Regions from separate parts of the Homo sapiens genome. Here regions 2, 3, 4, 5, 6 and 7 are each linked to region 1. The links are chromatin contacts, found by Hi-C in ENCODE. All regions are on one chromosome and are shown on one strand. Each heading gives the region's core, a stretch centred on a gene start or an enhancer-like site at or near the end of the contact. The rest is flanking DNA. Distances are from core to core; before and after follow the strand shown.

Evidence for each region. A loop is a pair of places that touch in the nucleus more often than their neighbours do. Pooled maps may share reads with other maps.
Region 2: a loop to region 1 is called in a map of OCI-LY7, with 5 times the contacts of the local background. The contact joins the promoter of TXNDC5 here to the promoter of LY86 in region 1. A Hi-C loop is called at or near these places in 1 of 168 maps with a recorded cell type or tissue (OCI-LY7), 6 of 37 single-sample maps with no recorded cell type and 5 of 50 pooled maps.
Region 3: a map of B cell shows a loop between it and region 1 (8-fold over the local background). The contact joins the promoter of CDYL here to the promoter of LY86 in region 1. A Hi-C loop is called at or near these places in 2 of 168 maps with a recorded cell type or tissue (B cell and OCI-LY7), 4 of 37 single-sample maps with no recorded cell type and 6 of 50 pooled maps.
Region 4: a map with no recorded cell type shows a loop between it and region 1 (6-fold over the local background). The contact joins the enhancer-like site here to the promoter of LY86 in region 1. A Hi-C loop is called at or near these places in 2 of 37 single-sample maps with no recorded cell type and 2 of 50 pooled maps.
Region 5: a loop to region 1 is called in a pooled map, with 5 times the contacts of the local background. The contact joins the enhancer-like site here to the promoter of LY86 in region 1. A Hi-C loop is called at or near these places in 2 of 50 pooled maps.
Region 6: a loop to region 1 is called in a map with no recorded cell type, with 19 times the contacts of the local background. The contact joins the enhancer-like site here to the promoter of LY86 in region 1. A Hi-C loop is called at or near these places in 4 of 37 single-sample maps with no recorded cell type and 4 of 50 pooled maps.
Region 7: a pooled map shows a loop between it and region 1 (11-fold over the local background). The contact joins the promoter of BLOC1S5-TXNDC5 here to the promoter of LY86 in region 1. A Hi-C loop is called at or near these places in 3 of 37 single-sample maps with no recorded cell type and 7 of 50 pooled maps.

The regions. Positions count from the first base shown.
Region 1 is chr6:6,586,926-6,590,212 of GRCh38, reverse strand. It overlaps LY86 (lymphocyte antigen 86), which reads right to left and starts at 1,493. Exons shown (of 5, transcript NM_004271.4): 1 at 1,343-1,493. The coding sequence starts at 1,478. All of the region lies in intron 1 of LY86-AS1 (LY86 antisense RNA 1), which reads left to right. RefSeq lists enhancers at 2,967-3,096, 3,107-3,196.
Region 2 is chr6:7,909,155-7,912,373 of GRCh38, reverse strand. TXNDC5 (thioredoxin domain containing 5) reads left to right here and starts at 1,586. Exons shown (of 10, transcript NM_030810.5): 1 at 1,586-1,860. The coding sequence starts at 1,598. The region is part of intron 4 of BLOC1S5-TXNDC5 (BLOC1S5-TXNDC5 readthrough (NMD candidate)); the gene reads left to right. RefSeq lists silencers at 1,302-1,731, 2,102-2,221, 2,422-2,511.
Region 3 is chr6:4,774,868-4,778,003 of GRCh38, reverse strand. It overlaps CDYL (chromodomain Y like), which reads right to left and starts at 1,600. Exons shown (of 7, transcript NM_004824.4): 1 at 1,197-1,600. The coding sequence starts at 1,220. It overlaps CDYL-AS1 (CDYL antisense RNA 1), which reads left to right and starts at 2,578. Exons shown (of 2, transcript NR_183279.1): 1 at 2,578-2,732. RefSeq lists silencers at 1,249-1,798, 1,819-2,448 and an enhancer at 2,256-2,909.
Region 4 is chr6:5,333,700-5,336,790 of GRCh38, reverse strand. All of the region lies in intron 1 of FARS2 (phenylalanyl-tRNA synthetase 2, mitochondrial), which reads right to left. Among named protein-coding and RNA genes, the nearest start is that of FARS2, 74 kb to the right of the region's middle. Within about 2 kb of position 1,695, at least 2 of the 41 ENCODE cell types and tissues checked have a DNase peak (open chromatin) inside an H3K27ac peak, as active enhancers do.
Region 5 is chr6:5,173,572-5,176,554 of GRCh38, reverse strand. The region is part of intron 2 of LYRM4 (LYR motif containing 4); the gene reads left to right. All of the region lies in intron 3 of LYRM4-AS1 (LYRM4 antisense RNA 1), which reads right to left. Among named protein-coding and RNA genes, the nearest start is that of MIR3691, 27 kb to the right of the region's middle. Within about 2 kb of position 1,599, at least 9 of the 41 ENCODE cell types and tissues checked have a DNase peak (open chromatin) inside an H3K27ac peak, as active enhancers do.
Region 6 is chr6:7,961,902-7,965,104 of GRCh38, reverse strand. The region is part of intron 4 of BLOC1S5-TXNDC5 (BLOC1S5-TXNDC5 readthrough (NMD candidate)); the gene reads left to right. Among named protein-coding and RNA genes, the nearest start is that of TXNDC5, 53 kb to the right of the region's middle. RefSeq lists an enhancer at 1,374-1,423. Within about 2 kb of position 1,749, at least 3 of the 41 ENCODE cell types and tissues checked have a DNase peak (open chromatin) inside an H3K27ac peak, as active enhancers do.
Region 7 is chr6:8,062,306-8,065,727 of GRCh38, reverse strand. BLOC1S5-TXNDC5 (BLOC1S5-TXNDC5 readthrough (NMD candidate)) reads left to right here and starts at 1,314. Exons shown (of 13, transcript NR_037616.1): 1 at 1,314-1,463; 2 at 3,112-3,194. BLOC1S5 (biogenesis of lysosomal organelles complex 1 subunit 5) reads left to right here and starts at 1,339. Exons shown (of 5, transcript NM_201280.3): 1 at 1,339-1,463; 2 at 3,112-3,194. The coding sequence starts at 1,352. EEF1E1-BLOC1S5 (EEF1E1-BLOC1S5 readthrough (NMD candidate)) reads left to right here. Exons shown (of 7, transcript NR_037618.1): 4 at 3,112-3,194. RefSeq lists enhancers at 1-15, 1,706-1,895, 1,505-2,131.

The sequences.
Region 1 (3,287 bases), core at 244-2,743:
GAACGTATTCCTAGCAGACTGGGGGGGGACTACGGTATCTTAGAATGTGACTGTATGTGGAGATAGGGTCTTTTTTTTTTTTTTTTTTTTTTTTAAGACAGAGTTTCGCTCCTCTTGCCCAGGCTGGAGTACAATGGCACGATCTTGGCTCACTGCAACCTCCACCTCCTGGGTTCAAGCAATTCTGCCTCAGCCTCCCAAGTAGCTGGGATTACAGGCGCGTGCCACCATGCCCAGCTAATTTTATATTTTTAGTAGAAACAGGGTTTTTCCATGTTGGTCAGGCTGGTCTTGAATGCTTGACCTCAAGTGGTTCACCCTCCTCAGCCTCCCAAAGTGCTGGGATTACAGGTGTGAGCCATCATGCCCTGCTGGAGATAGGGTCTTTAAAGAGCTGATTAAGCTAAAGTGAGGCCATGGAGGTGGGCCCTAATCTGATATGATTGTGTACTTATAAGAAGAGGAGATGAGGACACAGATGTACACAGAGGGAAGAGCACATGAGGAGACAGGGAGAAGATGCCACCTAGAAGCAAAGAAGAGAGGTCTCAGGAGAAACCAGCCCAGCTTCCAGAGCTGTGAGGAAATAAATCTGTTATTTAAGTCCCCAGCCTGTGGTGGTTTGTTATGGCAGCCCTAGCTGACTAAGACACAGCCCGATTGGTTGGTTCTGACACTTCTTACCACAGTTCACTGCATTCTCTTCACTGAATTGCAATTATCTGTTGGCGTATTGGGTTGGCCCGCTGGGGTGACAGGCCTGGCATATGCACTTTTATTATCTCTAGCACTGAGAAACCCTGGCATTGATAGCTGCATGCGAAGTGCTTGCTGAATTCATGAGAGCTACTGCTGCAGTGAAAGCTCTGAAAGTGTCCAGAGAGGGACAGGAATCTTCTCTTTGGGCAGAAGTGATCTTTTCACTTCACTTGCAAAGTACATCAGATGGAAAGGTAGCCCAGGTGTACGGTGTTGAGGAAGGGCCTACTGGAAGCTGCTTTTCCTAATTTTCAGCTGGTGAGGTTTGATGATTTGGTAGACTCACTGATCATTTTGTTCTTTTTTGGGTTCTGTGGTGTTAGTAAATGGCTATATTTAGATTCAATTTCTCTTTCTTGTACTCTTTGTTGTTCTGCCATTCTCTTCCGCTCCCAGTCCTGGCCCCACCGCTCCTTCTTCCAAAAGCTCCCAGTGGCCCTCCCAGACCTGCTGCAGGTGGAGAAAGTGTTCAGCTGCTGGTCCCCTCTCCCCTCCCACCCCAACTCCAACTGAGCACTAGCGGCTCACATCTGTGGGCCTTGCTTTCCCCATAAACACACATGGGTGTACTGCAAGGGCTTACCGCAACTCTGGTAGAGCACTTCCAAGCCGCTGTCGCTACAGACCACGTGTGTGGGCCAGGCTTTCCCACCGCCGCCTCCACTGCAGCTGGGAAAAATCAGAGTCCAGAGGAAGAGAGTGGCTGTGAAACCCTTCATGGTGGGGGCCTGTATGGGACACACAGAAAAATAACCGGCCAATAAAAAGCCTGTAAAATTTCTTCCTCTCCCCTCACCAAGGCAGTTGGATGTTCAGTTTCACTTCTCAAATTTTAGACTCGCTGGGAACCACAGTCAGAAGTAAAAGGCTGAGAGCAGAGGCATTTGAATACTGTTCCCCCAGGACCTTGAATCTACAGGTGTGGCTGGTCTGGTCTGGGGTAGGATGCGTGCTGACTTTCTGCTTTCACAGGGAGAGGGTCAGTAGTGATGCGTGAACTTACCTCTTGGGGGCCCCTCAGAACAGCCTCCACCCCCAGGTGAGGCTGTAAACTTGGGAAAGACAAAGCGCAGGCCACCATCTGTTTCCCATCTCCAGCCCCCGAGTCTCTGCAGGCTCTTGATGCAGGCTGTGTATGGACCCAGGGACCTGGCTGCAGCCAGCAGGCAGCAGTTGATAGCACGAGGGCTACAGAATGACATTTGGAATCTGGAATGAGGCTTTGGCCCTATTGTCACTTTCCTCTCCTCTGGCTTTGGCTCTGCTCTTAGGTTTGGGATTTTAGCAGTGAATTGTCCAGCTGCAGAACAGACCTTGTTTTGGGAGCTGCAGATGTGGTCTCTGGAGATGAGGCAGAGGCAATAGCCCTGAGAAGTGAGCCGTGTTCTATTTCTGGGTTTGGCTTGGTAGAAAAAGTAGGAAGGGTGGGGAGGTGGGGCCACCCTTAAGGAGGCTGGTTTGCTGGTTTTGGTGTTAGTGGGATCATTGACATCACATCTCACTTTCTCTTCAAAGCCAAGATTCTGTCTTCCTTCTTCCATGTATCTCTATTCTGCTGCAGGACAGCAAGGTTTCTCAGTCTTGATTCCTCAACCCCGCCCCAGCTTCACCTTAATGTAAGAGGACCAGAGTCAGTGCCAAGGTCAGCAGATTTCAGGAGCAATAGAAAACACTATTTTCCCTGGGAGGAACAGCATTTTTCTGAATGCACTAGGTAAATTTACTATTTCTGCTGATGGCTAAGCAAAAATTAGAGTTAGCTCAAAACTTTTTTTGAAATAGGTGGAACATAATTACCAATAAATTAATTGGTAAATAATTTGGATTTCTTGATAGACATCAGAGAGTGGTCATTTGGAGAAGGAACAGTTGTGGATTGATTATTTTTAGGTACCTCTGCAAATAAGTTCAGTGATGATGGCTTTCAACAGCAGTTCTCAAAGTGCGGCCTGGGAAGATGACAGCCTCAGCTTCCACTGGGGGCTTGTTAGAGATGCAAATTCTGGGCTACTCAAGACCTATTAAATCAGAAACTCTGGGGGGCGGGACTCACCATTCTGGATTTTCACAAGCCCTCCAGGTGTGCCTGATGCAGTCTCAAGTTTGAGAACTGCTGGCTTTTACAGAACATAAAGCGAAGGTTGAGCCCCAAGGGAGTGGTGGGAAGTTGCTCTAAGAAGAGACAAGGTGGCCCCTCTGGCCTGTGTGAGCGGAAGGCAGCTGCGCTGTGAGCAAGATCTCGGGAGATGAGAGTCTGAAGCTTATGGTGAGAGCAGCGGCCCTGGTGGAAGCGTGGTAGCCCCTAGAAGGTCCAGGATGGAACACAGAAGCTTTCCCTTGGGATATGTGAGTGCTCCAGCAGTTGTAAAGAGAGCTCTGAACATATGTGAGTGAGGAGAGCAATTGAGGGTGAGAACTTCCTTCCCTGCAAAGTGCGTCATGATTGACACTGGAGGAGGAGTCCAGGAGTGCAGGGCAGGGAGCAGAAAACCTAGCAGAGAGCTGTGGGCAGCTGTGGCAGGGAAATG
Region 2 (3,219 bases), core at 337-2,836, 1.3 Mb before region 1:
TGCTGTAAGAGTGTATGGCGATGCTTGTGGGAATTTCCCAACAGCACCGTGGAAGGGTTTGGGAGGTTTGAGGTGTTGGAGAACACAGGGATTAGAGTTTGGCAATAACAGTTATTGGAGAGAATCCCTGGATTTCTAGTGTTGAGTGAGTTTCACAGGGACACAAAGCATGATGCAACCACATCACGGAAGGCCTTGAATGGCTGCCCCAGGCATGACTATTTCACCCCATCGGCCAAGGCCATGGGGACAGTGGTGGCGTTTTGGTCCAAGTTTAAGCAGCAAACTGTCTTGGTCAAAGGCAGGCTTTAGGAAAATTAATTTTCCAGCCATGTGAATGAAAGAGACTCTTAGAAAGCTACTGCAATAGGCCAGGCTTAGTCTCCGTTCAGGGTATGAACACTGAGAATGCTGGAAGGAAATCATGGTTACAGGAAATGCGGTTGAATTTTGAGACACACGGGAAAAGAGCGAGCAATACAAGATGCCTCCCATGTTTCAAGCTTAAGTGGCTGGAAGAACAGACTTTGGAGGGAGATTGATGGTTTTGGTGTTTGGCAACCCATGGTTAAAGGTTCATAAGTGGCTGGGCCTAAGGCGGGAGCAGAATAATGACAGGTGAGACAGTGGGCGCGTCCCCTGTTGCCAAGCCAGGAGTTAACTACCTGGGGCTTCCTGGATTGAGGATAATCAAAGAGCAGGCAGGATCCCGGAGAGCAACCCGGTGATTCTAATTTAGCTTCAGATCCCCGGGGTAGGGCTGGAGCTTTCGATTACCATCTGCTGTAAGGTGTGTGTGCAGGTGCGAGTTATGAGTCGCTGGGCAGGGATGCCTTCGGGCCATTCCACAGGCTGAGTTCAGCCATAGCAGGCGTGCTGTCATTCATTTTAGTAACCGGCATAAATGAGGGCACAGTAGGACCCCAGTCAGTCCTGCTAGGTGCCTTCTTGTCTAGAAGAGGCCGCTTTGACTTTCTTTCCTCTTCATCCCTGAGTTGAGGCCGGGCAGGGGTAACCAGCAAGGGGTTCACTTGGGAAGCGGGTTTCATCACCCCTCTGAGCCCAGGTCGAGAATCACAGTTGAGCTCTGGCCAAGAATCTAACTAATTCAGGTGCAAACCCCACCGTCTTTTGCCCGATTTCCTATATTCTGCTGACAGCAGCTCTCTCCTTCCTTTGGCCTGAAATCGCGGGGTGCTTGTGTGAGCTGAGATTAGCCGAGGCTGACCTGCCCCTCCGTGGCTTCCCGCTGGCCTCATCGTTACTTCGTGTGTTCACCGCCGCTCTGAGCAGAGCGGGCCCCTGGGGAAAGGGGTGCGGGCCTGGGTTGCGGAGGCGCAGGAGCCTCGCGGGATTGGGGCGAGCCGTCCCATGGCGGGAAGGCAGGAGGCCGGACTCGGAAGGCTCTCCCAGACTCGGTCCCTCGCTCCAGCCCTTCCCTGCCGGTGCGCGGAGCCGGGGCTCGGGCGGGTAGCGGTCGCGCGCCGGCGCGGGCGGGCGGGGAGAGGAAGGGGCGCGGCCTCTCCGGGGCGGGGCGCGGGGCGGGCGCTGCGAGGGGACCGGAGGCCGCGGCGAGAGCGCGCCCAGCCCCGCCGCGATGCCCGCGCGCCCAGGACGCCTCCTCCCGCTGCTGGCCCGGCCGGCGGCCCTGACTGCGCTGCTGCTGCTGCTGCTGGGCCATGGCGGCGGCGGGCGCTGGGGCGCCCGGGCCCAGGAGGCGGCGGCGGCGGCGGCGGACGGGCCCCCCGCGGCAGACGGCGAGGACGGACAGGACCCGCACAGCAAGCACCTGTACACGGCCGACATGTTCACGCACGGGATCCAGAGCGCCGCGCACTTCGTCATGTTCTTCGCGCCCTGGTAACGCCGCGCAGGCCGGCGCCCTGCCCCGCACTTGGCGCTTCGCGGGGCGTGGGGCGCTTGGGCGCCGCGGGCGGGGGGTCCCGGGGCCACGTGGACGCCGACGGCTCTGGTCTGCGGCGTGCGTGCTACGGGCGCGGGGCTCGGGGCTCAGGGGTGCGGGGTGTAATACTGGGGGCGCGGGGCCGGGAGCGCGGGGACCCTGCGGGTTCGGGGCTCCGGCTGGCGGGGAGCGGGGGGCGCGGGCGCCGCGGCTCGGGGCCGGGAGCCGGGGACTGCAGGGGACCGAGGGCTTGGGGCTCCGGGTCGGGAGGCGTGAGCTCAGCGGGCCGGGCACTGGCGGCTGACGTGGCGCTCGGCGGCCGGGGCGGTGCGGGAGGAGGGGGCGGACCCCTAGGGGACAGCCGGGAAAAGCCCGCCCTGCGCCGCGCTCCTGAATTCAACCGCCTCTTGCACCTCGGCACCGAGGGAGGGGAAGGTGGGGTCGTCGCCCTTTCGGGCAGCCGGGAGTCCAAATGTCACCCCGCGGTCCCTGCCCAGCGCCCCAAACTTCCTGTGCCGGCCGGACGCGCGGCCTGCCCGTGGGCCACGTGCACTCACCAGAGCGGCCTTGCTGCTGCCGCGGCCACCGGGGTCGGCTGGGACAGACTGCGGGCACGTCCCCTTCCAGAGGCTTTAACTGAAAAATAGAACCCAGGAAGGTGTGGTTTCCCACTTTGTGCGTCTTTTGTGGGATAGGAAGGAGTGGTCCGGGCAGAGGAGGGTTGCTGAGCTACCCCGGGAAGACCAAGGTAGTGCGAATTCTGGAACCCCTCCGCCCCCCTGCAGCTCAGGGTGGATGTAATCTCTGAACGGAGCCCACTGGTCCTCAACTCCAGGCTGTCCTGTCACCTCCCTGCTGCTCTCTCGGGTCCAGGTCACTTGTTATGTGTGAGATCGGAAAAGCCCCTCCGTTGAGCAGATGGTCCCTCTTGCTTTGGTTCTCTGGGCGAGGCTTTGGTGTGGGCCTCGCTGCTGACCTGAGAGACCCTACCCTGGCACTCATCCCACGGAAGAGCTTCCTGTCATTCACACAAGCATGTGCACAGCTTTCCTGCCAGTGCCGGGATGCCCCGAGGAAGGGAAGTGACCACAGGCCAGAGCAGAAAGCCATAATTTTAGGACACAAGACCTTTGAGAGGTTGGAATAGCCTGCAGGTTCTTGTTGCAGAACTTGGTATTCTTCCCCAGAGCTCAGTAGAGGCTCACTTGGGAAAGGGATGTAGGGAGGCATAGAGAAAAGGTACCCTAAGAAAAATGGCCAGTTCAGAAATTGTACCTTTCAAACTGGGAGAAACGTTTTTCTCTTAACCTTGTATT
Region 3 (3,136 bases), core at 351-2,850, 1.8 Mb after region 1:
AAATGGTTGAAAAGAATGGAACATTTTCAGTACCAGCTAAGGTATACTGACCACATACAATGTAAGGAGAAGCAACAACCTTACCCTTAATTCTACAGATGGCAGCTTCCTCCTGAGAACTTCTGCAAACACTTGCTCTTAAAAAGCAACAAAAAAGTTGCTAGAAGACTAACATCGCAGACAACAAAGCTCTATTCTATGCCAACAGCAATAATACGCCCATAAGAGAAGACAACTGAAAGGATCCCTGGGGCCACAGGGCTCTACTTGTTACAGATGCTTCCTTAAGTCCCTCAACACCCAGGTCCCTAAACGCATCATAAAGGTGAGTCTAGAGAGTCTTCGCAAGTTTTAAGTCTCTTAGGAACTTATTTATAAATACATGTGAAACAAGAGAATCATTTATCCAGAAGAACAGAAAGCCTTCCAAACTTCTGTACTCCCAGGAAGTCTACTTTGAAATACGTCAAAAGAAGTTACATGGAGACATACAAAACATGTCTAAAGATCCAAATTGGTAACTCTCAAACTTGAAGCTGGTTTAAACCCATCGACCAGAACTTACAGTTCTGGCTATGCCCTTCTCATTTGCAACGCTGCGGCGCAAATGAATGACGGTGTATCAGCGTTAAATTTAAATTTCCTGGCTCTGGCCACAATGCTAACCTAATTAAAGCATGTGGTCAACGTTTAGCATTTTCGGTGCGAGATTTTGCATCGCTTTGGCGAACAGCAAAGTCGAAAGCGTTTGCACCGGTCTTCTCCCCGCCACCCCCCGACCAGGGGCAAAACCCTCTCCCAAATGCTTTATCAAATGATCCAGAAACCCCCCCACACCCCACCCCCCGTACCGCCCACGGTCCCCGCCGAGCGGCAACGGAGGCACCACTTCCACGACCCACGCCAAGAGCACTTTGAGCTCAGTCCGAGCAAGTCACTTGTGTCAGCACCACTTCCCCACGGCTGGGACCCCCCCCCCCACCCCACGCCCGGCAACTTCAGGACCCCCCGGCCGGGGCCCCTCGGAACGGAGGCTCGGGCTCCCCTCACACACATTTCCCGTCCAGCAAACTGCGGCCGCGGCGGGGGAGGGGACGCGGCGGGCGCGGGCGGCGAGCGGGGCCGTCGGGCGGCGCGGCCGGGCCGGGAGGGGCGGCGGGCGGGGGGCGGCCCGAGGCCGGGGGGAGGGGAGGTACCTCGTACAGCTCCTCGGAAGCCATGGTGGGCGGCGGAGTTGCGGGCGGGAGGGGCAGGGTCGGGGCGGGCGCCGGCGCCGGGCGGCCGACACTTTGTTTCAGTTGGGTCCTGCGTGGCCTGCGCTTCCTGCTCCCGCGGCCGGCCGGGCGCTGGGCACGGACGAGCCTCTTGCACTCCGCGGCCAGTGCGGGCCGGCGGCGCGGCGGGGTTGTGCGCAGGAGCAGCTACGCAACGCGCCCTGGGCGCCCCGCGCTCACTCCCCGGCGGGCCGGCTCGCGCTCGGGCTCATCGCGCCCCGCCGCGGGGCCGGGCGGGCTGGGGCGGGCGCGGCGGCGTGCGGGCGGCGCGGCCGGATCGCGGCTCCCCTCTCCGGTGTAGTGCAGAAAGCTTCCTACTTGCGACCAAAAAACCTGCCCCGGCTACTGAGCATGCCCAGTGCGGCCGCCCGGCCCTGCGGAGCCGCGCTCCCGCGCTCCGGGTTTTCGGGCCGCCCGCGCGGGAGGGGCGGGGCGGCGGCGGGGCGGGGCAGCCGAGGGGAGCAGTGGGCTCCGCTCGGGGCCGAGGCGGGCGGCCGGCGGGGCCGGGAGCGAGCCGGCAGGAAGGGGAGGAGCGGGGCAGTCGGGGGCGGGGCCGCGAGCGCGGGGGGCGGGGTGGTGGGCGGGGCTCCGACTTCCCCAGTCCCGCTTGCGGGGTCGGCCTGGCCCGCGGCACCGCCCCCCAGCCCGCCTCGACGTGGGCGCTTGCGGCCCGGCCCAGGGCAGGCGGGACCTGGACCTCGAGGTTCGAGGCGCAGCGCGGTTGTGCACACCAGGACGGGCAGCGACGGACCCGAGATGGGGCAGGGAACCATGCGAGCGAGCCGGCCCGCGTCTGGAGCCCACCGCCCCGACGGCAGCGGCCGCGCCGTCTACCGCGCGCCTCCCTCCAGGAGGAGCCCAAGAGGCGGCCTCCGTGCGCCCGCCCGTCCGGGGCCGGGCCAGCCCGCGAAGGGCCGGCGGCGTGGCCAGGTGGAGCACCCACCCCACCCCATGCCCGCCCCACCGGCCGCCGCCAAGACCCGGAGCCCGGGCCGCGCGCCCCGCGGGGTGGCCCGGCGAGCTCCGGCTGGCACGCTGGCTCCGCGGCAGGCCGGGGGTGGGATCCGGGGGGCGGGAGCCGGGCGCGGCGGAGGGCGGCGCGAGGGCGCGGCTGCCTCCGCTCTGCCCGCAGCTCCCCCCACGCCAGGCCTCTGGGTTCCTCTCGGAGCGTCCGCCTCCTCCGAAGCGCAGCTGGGAAGGGACCGAGTCTGGATTCCAGGGAGGTCCGGGTTCTAATCGAACGAGGCTGTCAATGGTGGTTCCTTTCGCGGAACGGTGTGGACTACACGACAGGCCCTCGCTCAGAACAGCGAGGGCTGGCCCGCGCTCCACTTCCCAGGGAAGATCTACTGCCAGGGCACACCTGCCGGGCCCTGGACGTGCCCCATCGGTGGCGAAAGAAGGGGCTTCCTGACCCAACTCCCCCAGACAGCCGCCAACTCCGATCACTCTGGCCGAGTATGCGGAACTTCCCCACGGGGCACTGCAGAGGCATTAGTTCACCCTCTCCCCCAGGCCCTGCATCGGGAAGCCCTCGCCAGTTCCTCCATGTCTCCCCGGGCATCCTTCGGGCCGCCTCACTCCTCCGTGCTCCATCTCGCTCCAGTTCCTAACCTACCTTGGAGCCACAAGGCTCCTCCCACCAGTTTTCTTCCTAAAGCCCTATTCGTTTGTGCCCCCCAACAGCGTTTCAACAACCACGGGGCGTCTCACAGACCCCGCGGTTTCCTGTCCTCCCCACGCCCAGGAACAAGCACCACGCCAACCCTTAAGTCACTGCGAGTCGAATCGCCGTTCCCCTTAAGCGGTGCTTCTACCTGCGGTCCCCACCGTTTGAAACAAACTCCCAGCTCAGGGATCAC
Region 4 (3,091 bases), core at 446-2,945, 1.3 Mb after region 1:
AAACACACGCATATATTTTCTTTCAAAAACTAATCTGAAAAAATAGGAAGAATGAATAAGACCTACTATTTGATAGCACAATAGGGTGAATATAGTCAGTAACAATTGTACATTTTAAAATAAAGGGTGTAATTGGATTGTTTGTAACTCAAGGATAAATGATTGAGGGGATGCATACCCCATTCTCCATGCTGTGCTTATTTCACATTGCATGCCTGTATCAAAACATCTCATGTACCCCATAAATATAAACACCTACTATGTACCCATAATTTTTAAAATTAAAAATTAAAAATAAATTTTAAAAAATCTGGACTTTTGAAAATAGGTTATCTGACCATAGGTTTATGAGATCCACATATGTAAAGAAAAGTCTTTGGTTTTAGAAACACTTTGAAAAGACTCATAGCTTCTAGTTTATATGGGTATAAAATAAAGTCACCGAGACTTTTAAAATCCATCAGACTGCCATGTCTCTGTTCTTCCAGAAAAAAAGGCTGTCTTATTTTATAACCCTGAAGTGATATATTTAGAACTAAGGTTTTTTTTTTCTCCTTTCTGTTTTTACCAAAAGCCAATCTTACCTTTCAGTTTATTTGTCAGATACTTTTAGTATCTGAAAAATAAAAATAAAACACAATAGGAAAAAATCCAGCTGAGAATTAATGGTTCCACTAGATTTATACCTCTGCAAATTTTCCTATTAAGTCTTAAGAGAGCTCTGTGCTGAAGAAACAGGTCCACTGCTCCTCTGAGTCTGCACTAGAAAGACAGTGGGCAAGTGGGGAGGCACCTCAGATTCAGCACAGGCTTAACAATAAAATCTATTCCTCTCTCTTCCCCTCTATACAAAGCAAAATATCCAACTCAGACGTACAAAAAGAACGGAATTAAAAGCACAGGTATCACTATCTACTACACATATCGTCCTGCTACTTGACAATATGACTAAATTAAAATGAGGCCTATGTTTACATATCAAATGTTAATAATTTTTCACTTTCCAATTGGCTAAATGTTTTATACCTTTTGATTACTGGTCACACAATTTCTCCAAAAACTTAAATCTCCAGTAATAGTGAAAAACTCATTTATGACACTCTTACACACTGAATCATCCAATAAAACTTGATTTCACCAAACAGCAGTGATAAAGTATTACAGAAAACTGATTTACATTACAACTAATTGCTAATTGCTCAATAACATGTTAATATTCACCTAAGAATATTTGTTCCCAAAAAAAGAGCTTGAAACAGTTTCTATCTGAATGATAAGTCTAACTAATCAATTCTACATTTCAATATTGGTAAAAAAACAAATAACATCAATATGTAAGTGCAAGATACCAAGATGAAAAAGAGTCCATCAATATAGTAAGCTTTCAATACTGAAGAAGAAACATCAATATAAAGCGCCTGTACAGTTAACTCTGGGTCCCTCCCTGGCACTTAATTCATTTCTTATTCTCATTTCCCTCTCTGTTTGTTCCTCTTTCAGGCCTGGGCTGCTAAACAGATCACAAAGAATCAGATGGGAGCAGAATTGAAACGGATATGGGCTTTGTAAATACAAGAGTCACTTAAAGCAATGAAAATCCTGAAGTGAGAATACTGATTGGGAAGTAAAAATTCAGACAACACCTTTCTAGAGTACAGTCATACGCTGTCAGGGAACTAATGCTTTCACAGGTCAAATGTCAAGAGATGGTGACACACCTTAGAAGCCAAATTCAGTTTCATCAACTTAAAAGAAACCATCAAACCATCATAGAAACCATCAAAATATCAGATCCCAACCTTAATTTATGGATAGAAAGCTTTGCTTCTCAAAACAGGGCTTGCCTACACATGGAGCTGGGAAGCAGTTGTTCTACACTGCCCCAAGATAAACATGGCTGATATGCCAAGACTACACATTTTGACAGAATAATATTTTTATTCCTGGAGAGATAATATTTTTGGATTGTTTTCCTGATATTAAGTGATTTATAATTATTTTATGTTAAAGACAAATGGGGAAATATTACAGAGGAGAATAAAATCATAATTTTTAAACTAAATCCCCAAAACTATTACATATTTCACAATTTACATCATCATCTTGTATGTATAAGTATACATGCCCATCTTCCACCACACTTGATTTTCAAACAAACATTAGCAAACTGCTGTGCACCTCTTCTTGTCTGGTAAGAATTAATACTCATGACCTTCCACAGCAGTACAGTAGTGCATAGCGATCTACCTCATTCTTTTCAATGGTGCCAAGTATTCCATCATACAAAAGCCCATGTTTACTTAGCTGTTTCCTTACTGATGAACATTTGTTTCCAATATTTTGCTAAAATCAGTAACTCTATAAAGGAAATACTTATGTCTTTTCATACAGAAGCAAGCATTTTTAGAATAAATTTCTGAAAGCTGAATTGCTAGTCAAATGGTTTGTGCGTTTTACATTTTAACAGATAGGGCCAAATGGATCTCCTAAGAGGGAGTGCGCCAGTTAGGACTCCCATCAACAATGTACGAGTGCCATACTCCCTGCACCCTTTGTACCACTGTGATTAAACTATTTTACCGCTACACTGCCAAGTAGTTTTACTACAATAGTTGCTGTACACTAAGTGATAATGCGAGAGGACTTTTAAAAAAAGTCCTACTTTCCAAAATACTGTTGTTTAAATCATCATCATCCCTGACCACAAACATTTTAAATGTATGAAGCCAGAGGGCCACCATATTCATAGGGAAACATAAATACATTTCCAAAAGAGCATATGATTAACAAGAGGACAGGCATCAAGTCCCTTGGAGGTTTAGGAGGAAGAACAGCACATGTAGAGGATGCCAGAGGAGGCATTCCTGGAAGAGGTTGAGGTTCCAACTGGATATTTAATGATGAGTCACACTGGGAGAGCCTGAAGCAAACAGGGATGATGCAGTAGATGGTAGATGATGTACAAAGTGCACAACGGCAGAGCTCAAGTCAATAGAGAATTACATGGTAAATTATAGGTCTAACACCTGGCTAGCGACTGCCCAAAATACAAACAGGCCAGTCAAACAAGAGAATCAAAACAGTGGCCGGA
Region 5 (2,983 bases), core at 350-2,849, 1.4 Mb after region 1:
GGAGGGGAGGAACGGACAGCAGACAGGTGAGTACTCAATTTGATTATCTCAGGTAAAGCTTAGAACCCAGCAAAGGCTAACAGACAGTATCACTGGTAGCACCAAAGAAGCCATTTCAGATAATTTCTTAGTATTCCGTAGGCCTTAGTATACCAACAATCTGTTTCTACCACCTTAAAATTTAATAGCGTAGGCCAGGCACGGTGGCTCATGCCTGTAATCCCAGCACTTTGGGAGGCTGAGGCGGGTGGATCATGAGGTCAGGAGTTCAAGACCAGCCTGGCTAATATGGTGAAACCCCATCTCTACTAAAAATACAAAAATTAGCCAGGCATGGTGGCACATGCTTGTAGTCCCAGCCACTTGGGAGGCTGAGGCAGAAGTATAGTTTGAACCCGGGAGGCAGAGGTTACAGTGAGCTGAGATCACGCCACTGCACTCCAGCCTGGGCAATAGAGCGAGACTCTGTCTCAAAAAAAAAAAAAAATTAATAGCGTAATACAACCACCATTTTTGTTATAACTCACAGATTATCTGGGCCGGGAATGCTGATAGTGCACATGCTATCAGCCATAGCTGGGAAGACTGTAACACTGGGTGTACTCAAATGGCTGGGGTTTGGAATCACCCGGAGACAGGTCTGGTGCCTAGGCCAGGATCAGCAGCAGCTGTAGAGCAGAATGTCTGTGTGGCCGGGGCTTCCTCACATCGTGGTAGCCTCAGAGCAGTGCGACTTCCTACTTGGTGGGCAGAACTGCAGAGGAGAGTGTTCTGGAGGACAGAGCAGAGCTGTGTGGCCTTTTGTGAAACAGCCTTGGAAATATGTAGTTTCATTTCTGCCATATTTTTTTGGTCAAAGGAGTCACAGGCTCAGATTCAAAGTGTGGGAACATAGACCCCCGATTCTCAATGGCAGGGGTGTCACAAAATGTGTGACCCTGTTTTAAAACCACCACAGGCCCCCTCTCCTTAGTATTCCACTGGCCCTTTATCCTGGAAACCTCAGGAAATGGTTTTTCCTGATTTTCTTCTTTAATTCTCCTCTCCCATCCCTTCCTCAATCCAGTTCAAGGATAAGGGCCTAGAACTCCACCTGTGTCCTATTCCCTCTTGAATCCACAGGTCGAGCAGGAAAGTGAAGGATGAGGCTGGCATGTGTAGAAGTGCCAGTGGAGGGCGCTGTGGCTGACTAGAAGGCCTCTACGTTTTAAAGGACAGCTGTTCCAAACGGAGGTGGGAATGAAGTCCTTGTGTTTCCAGATTTCCCATTTTAATGTGAAATTAGATATTGAAATATTGCTTCATAATGTTTTAAAAGCATACCATGAGATCTGGGTTTATGCTCTTGTCTATGCACTGGCTCTGAGCCCCTCTTTGAAAGACCCAGAACTCATAAAACAAGGCATTATTTAAGATTGCACATTTATGTTTATCCCCAGAAATTTCCACATTGGGGTCTGGAATGCCATTGCTTCTTTAAATACTACTTACTTTAAATCATATTTGCAAAGAATTCTTGTAACTGAGAATCTAGGCGCTCAATAAATAGACCGCATCCTTCCTTCATCTGCACATGAATGGCAGCATTTTGTGCATTAATTACGTGTGTGATGTGTCTAAGCTGAATTGGCTGAGGAGCAGAACTTTAATGATTAGCTGTATAAAACTGAAAGAGAGCTTCAATTTTGACGTTAAGCCTTGCTTATCTTTTATATTCTCAGCCTTTCTCGACGTTTGTTAGAATTTAAACTTGTCCTAAGCATGACAACATCTGTTCAAAAGAGAGGGGGGATAATATATGTTTATATATACACACCTTAATTTAGTATTGGGGACCTTCCAGTTACCAATTATAAGTGTAAAGACTAAATAAAAGTTATAGAAAATTAGACAAAATAAACAGTGACCAAGAGAAGATTTAAGAAATCTGAAGCTAAAGATTTATTTTTCTGCCTGCCCTCCTTGAAGTAACCATTAAGTTTATAAATAGCCTCCTTCCTCTGAGAAGAAAGGTCCTAGTGACACCAAACAGGATGCGACGCGCTGAGTACTCTCCCCTTTCATTTTGAAACTCGAGCTTTTGTGAAGACTATCATTGTGCATCCGTCTGTCTCTCCTCATTACCACTTCTGGTTGGAGCCGGAAGCAGGACAGATGCATATAGTCCTCATTTCAACCACAGGAATTGACTTTAAAGGTGACACTGTCCTTAGTAACACAGCTGATGCCCTGTAGGGGTAAAATTAGTTGTGTTTTCTCTGTGCAGGTGAAATTTTAATGAATTTTTTGATACTCTGTAGAGCATTCACTGCAAAATGCGTTGTAAGCTCTAAACACCAACAGCTGATTGTGAAAGACTCTTTATTTTTTCTTTGCCCTAACTTAAAAAAAAACAGAGAATGTTTCCAGAGAATCTACTAAGGAAAACATCAGGTCTGACAACAAAAGAGAACTGAGAGAGCGAAGAGGAGGCAGCTTTCTGCACTTTGCACACTGGGTTGCAGTTCTCACAGAATCCTGGGGCTCAGGACAAAATGGAAGCTTCCTCCTTGGACCTGCATTTACCCCAGGCCTCGAAACAAAGCCCCCCAGTCTATAGTTTCCAGTGTCACTTCACAGATCTTTTCATACCACAGCAACCCATACTGCCAGGAATCTGCCTGTTGTCTCCAGCACAGCTTCCTATTGAAAGCAACTCTATGTCTAACCTGCCTTAAAGCAGGTTACGGCTATATTTTAAAACCCACCGCATTAATTCAGGACATATCTTTTTATCAAATGGATTTCTCTTCTGCATACATATTTAAACATGAGCCGTACACTCAGAGCAATGGACTGTTTTATGAAAGGTGATTAGCATATAGTACTCAATCAAAGAATTTGTAAATGAAAAAAGTTGAAAATATGAAATATTGATCACTGGGGTACTCATTAACTGTTCAAAAGCATAATTTAGTTGAATTTCAAATGTGTTAATGTAGGA
Region 6 (3,203 bases), core at 500-2,999, 1.4 Mb before region 1:
AGAAACAGAGTCAAATCATTTAATCGAAATAATATAATAATATAATTCTGGCCGGGTGCGGTGGCTCACACCTGTAATCCCAGCACTTTGGGAGGCCGAGGTGGGTGGATCACAAGGTCAGGAGATCGAGACCATCCCGGCCAAAACGGTGAAACCCCGTCTCTACTAAAAATACAAAAAAATTAGCCAGGTGTGGTGGCACACGCCTGTAGTCCCAGCTACTCGGAAGGCTGAGGCAGGAGAATAGTGTGAACCTGGGAGGCAGAGCTTGCAGTAGGCCGAGATCGCGCCACTGCACTCCAGCCTGGGCAACAGAGTGAGACTCCAACTCAAAAAATAATAATAATAATAATAATATAATTATACATCTCGGGAAATTGAGAGCTGGAAACTTGGCAGGGGCTTCCACATTATGGAACAATTTCTATAGCTGCAATGAACTTAAAAAAAATACACTTAAACATTTATAAATGTATGCTTTGCCTGGAAGGAGTCTGGCAAAAACAACAAATAATCTTAAATGTATACATTTCATAAAAGTGCTAATGATTTTTCCCAACGCTTCCCATTCACCTTCACCCTACAGAGAGTTCTGACTTGGCTCATTTAATTTCTTCCCTTCCTCAGTCACTCAAAAGTGTTCTTCCATTTCTTGGTCACTTATTTGGACTTTTTTGATGTCCAGGCTGTAGGAAAAGCAGTTTATTTGAGAGGTAAAAGTGGCATTTGGGCTAGAGCTTGGTTAGAGCTAATTCTGAGAATGTTCTAGAAAGAGTTATCAGAGTAGTTGTTAAGTATGAAAAAAGCAGACAGCAGAAAATTATTGTGGCAGACTATATACATTACCTTCTCATCATAAAAACAAAGCACTCATTGTTTTTACTGAATTGCCTGGTGGTAGATGGGGTGTGTTCTTAACTAAGCACTGCCTTGACAAGACAGAGGGATGTGGTGCCATCATCTTTTCAATAGGAAATGTATATGTGCATATATTTGTGTATATGTATTTTTCCTATATTGATTGCTTATATACATATTCACATCCTTATACATATCTATGTTTTATAACTTGAACCTTGTTTTTTTAACTTTATTGAGGTATAATTTATAAAAAATTATATAATTCAAGTTGTACAACATGATTTTTGATACATGTATACATTGTGAAATGATTATCACAAGCTAATTAACATATTCATCACCTCAGATAGTTACCTTTTTGGGGGTGTGTGTGTGCGTGCGTGCTCGTGCAGTGAGAATACTTAAGACCTCCTCTCTTAGCAAATTACGGGCATATAATGCATTATTATTAACTACAGTTACTGTGCTGTACATTAGGTCTCTAGAACTTGCTTTGTTTTTTTGGGATAGAGTCACTGGAGTGCAGTGACGTGATCTTGTGATCTTGGCTCACTGCAACCTTCGCCTCCTGGGTTCAAGCGATTCTCTGCCTCAGCCTCCCACGTAGCTGGGATTACAGGCGTGCACCACTATACCCAGCTAATTTTTGTATTTTTAGTAGAGATGGGGTTTCACCATGTTGGTCAGGCTGATCTTGAACTCCTGGTTTCAGGTGATCTGCCTGCCTTGGCCTCCCAAAGTGCTGGGATTGCAGGTGTGAGCCACTGCACCTGGCCAACTTACTCATTTTGTAAGTGAAACTCTGTACCCTTTGACCAACATCTCCCCATTTCCCCACCCACAACTCCTGCCAACCACCATTCTCCTCTCTGTTTCTATGAGTTGGTTTTTGTTTTAGATTCTGTATATAAATGAGATTATTAGTAGTCTTTTTATTTTTAGCTGTTCTCGGTTCGGTATAATGGTATCTCTTTGTGGTTTTAAGTTGCATTTCTCTGATGACTAAAGATAGTGAGCATCTTTTCATGTTATTTTTGGTCATTTGTACATTTCGGGGGGTAGTGCCGATCTCTTTAGTTTATGGGCTGTGTGGTTGTGTGTTGTTTGTTCCATCGTTGAATAGTAAGAGTTATTTATATTTTCTAAATTTAAGTGCTTTGCCAGACTCATTAATTACAAATATTTTCTCCTGGTTGATGGCTTGCCTTTTAATTTTCTCAACAATTAGTTCATGTTTTAAAAAGTTGTACTGAGCAAAATTTAGCCAGGCATGGTGGCAAGTACCTGTAGTCCCAGCTATTGGGGAGTTTGAAGGGGAGGATCAATTGAGCCGGGAGGCAGAGGTTGCAGTGAGCCATGATGGCATCACTGCACTCCAGCCTGGGTGACCGCGCGAGACCCTGTCTCAAAAAAAAAAAAAAGTATTTAGTTGCCAATTCTTTATTTCCAATTCTTCATTGCAACTTTATTGACACATAGTTGACCACAATAAATTACATATGTTTAAGGTGTACAATTTGATGAGTTTTGACATGTATACACCATTGAAGCCATCATCACAATCAAGATAATGCACATTTCCTTCAGCTCCCCAAAAAACAGTTTATTTTGAAGAGCAAAAGTTTTTAATTTTGATGAAGTCCAATTTATCAAATTTTTCTTTTATGGTAAGTGATTTTTATGTTATTTTTGGGAAATCTGTGAAAATCTTTGCCTCAAGGAGCAAAATTTGTCTCCTATAATTTTACTTACATTTTCTCATATTTTTTCTAAATAATTGTAACTATAGTGTTAATTTTCTCCTTTAACCACTTATTGAGTTTTTAAACATTTTCTAAATAGCTTTTTAACCAAAAATTTTTAATTAGCTTTTAATTTTTTAAGTTATGATGAAATAATGTGTACTTTTAATTATATTTTTCATTTTTATATGTATTTCTTATATATTCAATCTGTATTTTTTGATGAATTGAGCCGTCAAGGCTAATACAGGGATGTTGAAGTGTCTCCCTTTCTCTCTTTATCCCGTTACCCTGTGTCGTGAGTTCCATCGCCGTGGTTCTTTCTAATTTGGTTTTGAGGTCTCCACTTTTGAGAGTGGCCAAAACCTGGCCGGGCGCGGTGGCTCACACCTGTAATTCCAGCACTTTGGGAGGCCGAGGTGGGCGGATCACGAGGTCAAGAGATCCAGACCATCCTGGCTAACACGGTGAAAACCCGTCTCTACCAAAAACACAAAAATTTAGCCGGGCGTGGTGGCGGGCGCCTGTAGTCCCAGCTACTCGGGAGGCTGAGGCAGGAGAATGGCGTGAACCCGGGAGGCGGAGGCTGCAGTGAGCCGA
Region 7 (3,422 bases), core at 65-2,564, 1.5 Mb before region 1:
CTGTCTGCTAGGGTGCCTCAGTTCTCACCCACGCAGCTTCTCTCTACACATGATGTTTCATTGCTATTCGCTTTACTCCCTCAGGTTTCACAGAATGACTCATAGAACTCAAGAAAGTGCTTTCCTTGCTATTACAGTTTTATTATAAAGGACACATATCAGGACCAGCCAAATGAAGAGATGTATAGGGCGAGATGTGGGAGATTTCCCAAATAGAAGCTTACGTGTCCTCAGGAACGCTTCCCCCTCCTGACACTTTGATGAATGATTATCGACCAGTAAGCTCACCTGAGCTTCCACATCCAGAGTACTCACTGGGGTTCCATTATGTAGGCATAGTTGGTTAAATCACTGGCCACATGGCTGAACTCAGTCTCCAGCCCCAATCTGCTCCCCAGAGGTGGGCCTGCTTATGTGACTCAAAGCCTAAGCCCTCATGGTTGGCCGGCCCTTCTGGTGTGGCCAGCCTCCATTCTGAAATCATCTTGGGCCCTCCATGAGCCATCTCATTAGCATAAACTCAGGTGTATTTCCAGAGGCCCACCATGAATAACAAAGACACTTCTATCACTTGGGAAATTCTAAGGATTGAGGGTACCTCCCAGGAACCAGAGTCAAAGTCCAGTCAAATTCTTTATTATACAACGTGAGTTTACTGACTTGAACAGAAAGAGGGAGCAAGAGAAGCATTCTAGGAAACAGGTGTCTAAAAAGAAAGGCAGGAATAGTCAGCCACACTCATGGCATAGTAGGGAAACAGCCCCCAGCTAATTGGCTTTGCTATACAGTAGTCCCCCCTTATCTGAGGTTTCACTTTCTGTGGTTTCATTACCCGCAGGACGGTACAATAAGATATTTTGGGAGAGAGACTACATTCACATAACTTTTATTAAATTGTTCTAATTGTTCATCTCTTACTGTGCCTAATTTATAAACTTTATCATATGTATATACAGGAAAAAACATAGTATATACATGGTTCAGTACTATATGCAGTTTCAGGAATCTACTGGGGGTCTTGGAATGTATTCTCAGCAGATATGGGAGGACAACTGTACTGGAATGCACCAGCTTTGAGCCAAATAACCAGGGCTCTGAGTTTAGCTCCAAAGTTCAAGCACCTTCCTATTCTAGCAGCATCCGCCCTGATCCAGCATGGCGGCAAGAGCTTCTGCCAGTTCACAGCCTGACTACACGGCAGGCGCCTTTCCGGAACCGCCCGCTGGGTAGATTAAATTTCTCCGGCGCCCTGTAATGACACACACACAAAAAAAACCCGGGCGCGCCTTGTAAGAGGGCGGCCGGGTTTGCGCAGGCGCAGCGTGGCCGCGGGTGGGCGGAACTGGTCGGGATGAGTGGCGGAGGGACAGAGACCCCTGTGGGTTGTGAGGCCGCCCCGGGCGGTGGCAGCAAGAAGAGGGACTCCCTGGGGACTGCGGGCTCAGCGCACCTCATTATCAAGGGTACGGAGTGTCAGGGCTATAGTTCCTGGTGGATCCCAGCACAGCCTCATCTCCCAGGCGGCGCCCTCTGACCCGGGCCGACCCCCGGGTCCCGGGCTGGCGCGCGTGCGTTTGTGCGGGTGGGGGAGTCGTGGTCGGTCCCCGCCTTTTTCCCCGCGCCAAATGCGTCCCACCACAACCAACCAGCCCAACTCTTCGTGTTTCCCCGCTTTCCTCTGTCGCAGCCTGAGCCATCAGGCCCGCCCCCGTCCATTCCGCAAGCTCAGGACCCCTGGGCGCAGAGCCTTTGGGCAGCCTCGCCACCGACGTGTAGTGGAAAGGGCATTGGACCTGGGAGGCGGGAGGCAGTCGCTTAGGAGTTGAGTGACTTCGGGTCACTGGCTTTACTCACTCTCCTACCCGATCTGTTCCTGGTCGTGCGAGGAGTAAGTGAGATACACTTACGAAGGCGCTCTATAGCACTGTAAAGAACCATTCACGTTCAGAAATGTCCATGTGTTCTGTGTGCTTTGAGCTGGGAGAAGGTTACAACCTAGATTCTCACAGAATCTGCTTTAGGTTTGACTCCTAAAGCTCACAACGCTGTTTGCTGCGTGAAAGTCTTTGACAGTTGAGTTGTAGTGCTTTATATATACCAGATATAAAGTGCTTATATACAGTGCTTGTATTATTTTTTCTACTTGACATGCTTAAGAAGATATGTACTAATAAAATTCATTAAAATAGAGAATTGAAACCTGCCCATCGTATGTCTGCAAAAATGAAAAATTTGGGGAACATTGCCAGTGAATGAATATGAATAATACATTGTCTTAGATTTAATTTCTCAAGGAATTTTGAGACTTACATTTTAAACTACATAGTTGTAACTAAGAAGAATAATAAACTGACTCACCAAAAGACTTAAATTCAGACCTTTTCTTAATGACTTTTTCAGACTTATGAAAAAGAGACTTACAATGAACATTCACCACCCACCTTAATAAATAAATTACTAAAAGCCCCACTGTGTCTTGCTCTAATTGCACTAGTTCCCCTCCCTCGTCTCAAGGTAGCCACTATCCAGAATTTGGTGTTTATTATTCTTGTGCATTTCTTTATAGTTTTGTTGCTTCTGTCTATATCCCAAAAGGAAATATTTTGAATATTTTAAAGTTTTATGTAAATTGCTTTAATCCTTCTGAAACTTGCTTTTTTATTATATTTATTATAAAATACGTATTATTTTTTATATTTATGTTGATAAGTGTAACTCTGATGTATTTATTTTTACTTGGTGATTGATAGAATTCCATTGTATGAGTATGGTTAAGGTGTTTTGCGTTTTTTCTTTTGATATTACACCTATGCTGTAATAAATATGTATAAATGGCCTTACTCATTTGTGCAAGAGTTTTCCAGGGTACATACCTAGGCATGAAAATGCTAGGTATACATGTCTGCAACTTTATTGAATACTGAAAGATTGTTCTCAAAAGTAGTTGTATCAGTGTACACATCCACTGGCAGTGGATGAGATTTCTTCTTAGTCCATAGTCTAAACTGGATTTTAACCTTCATCTCTTAGTGGGGAAGGGAGAGAGTAAAACAAGCTAGAGATTATGCCATTTAGCATGGATTAACCCTGAATTTCATTTTATCTTTATAGATCTTGGAGAAATTCATTCAAGGCTTTTGGATCACAGACCAGTTATTCAAGGTGAAACTCGTTATTTTGTAAAAGAATTTGAAGTGAGTATTTAAACTTATTTTATAAAAGTACTTCCCTAATTGTTAGTGTGTTATTATACAGAAGAGAAATTCCCCAGTTTTAAAATCGGATTTTAGTTCATGTGTTCATAAAATATACAAAGTAAAAATGATGAAGACGTAAAAATTGTTGTTTTTAATGGGATAAGTTCCATACTAAACAGCAGGATACATAAGTTCTGGTGCCTGCTCTAGGGTATTTAATGTCTG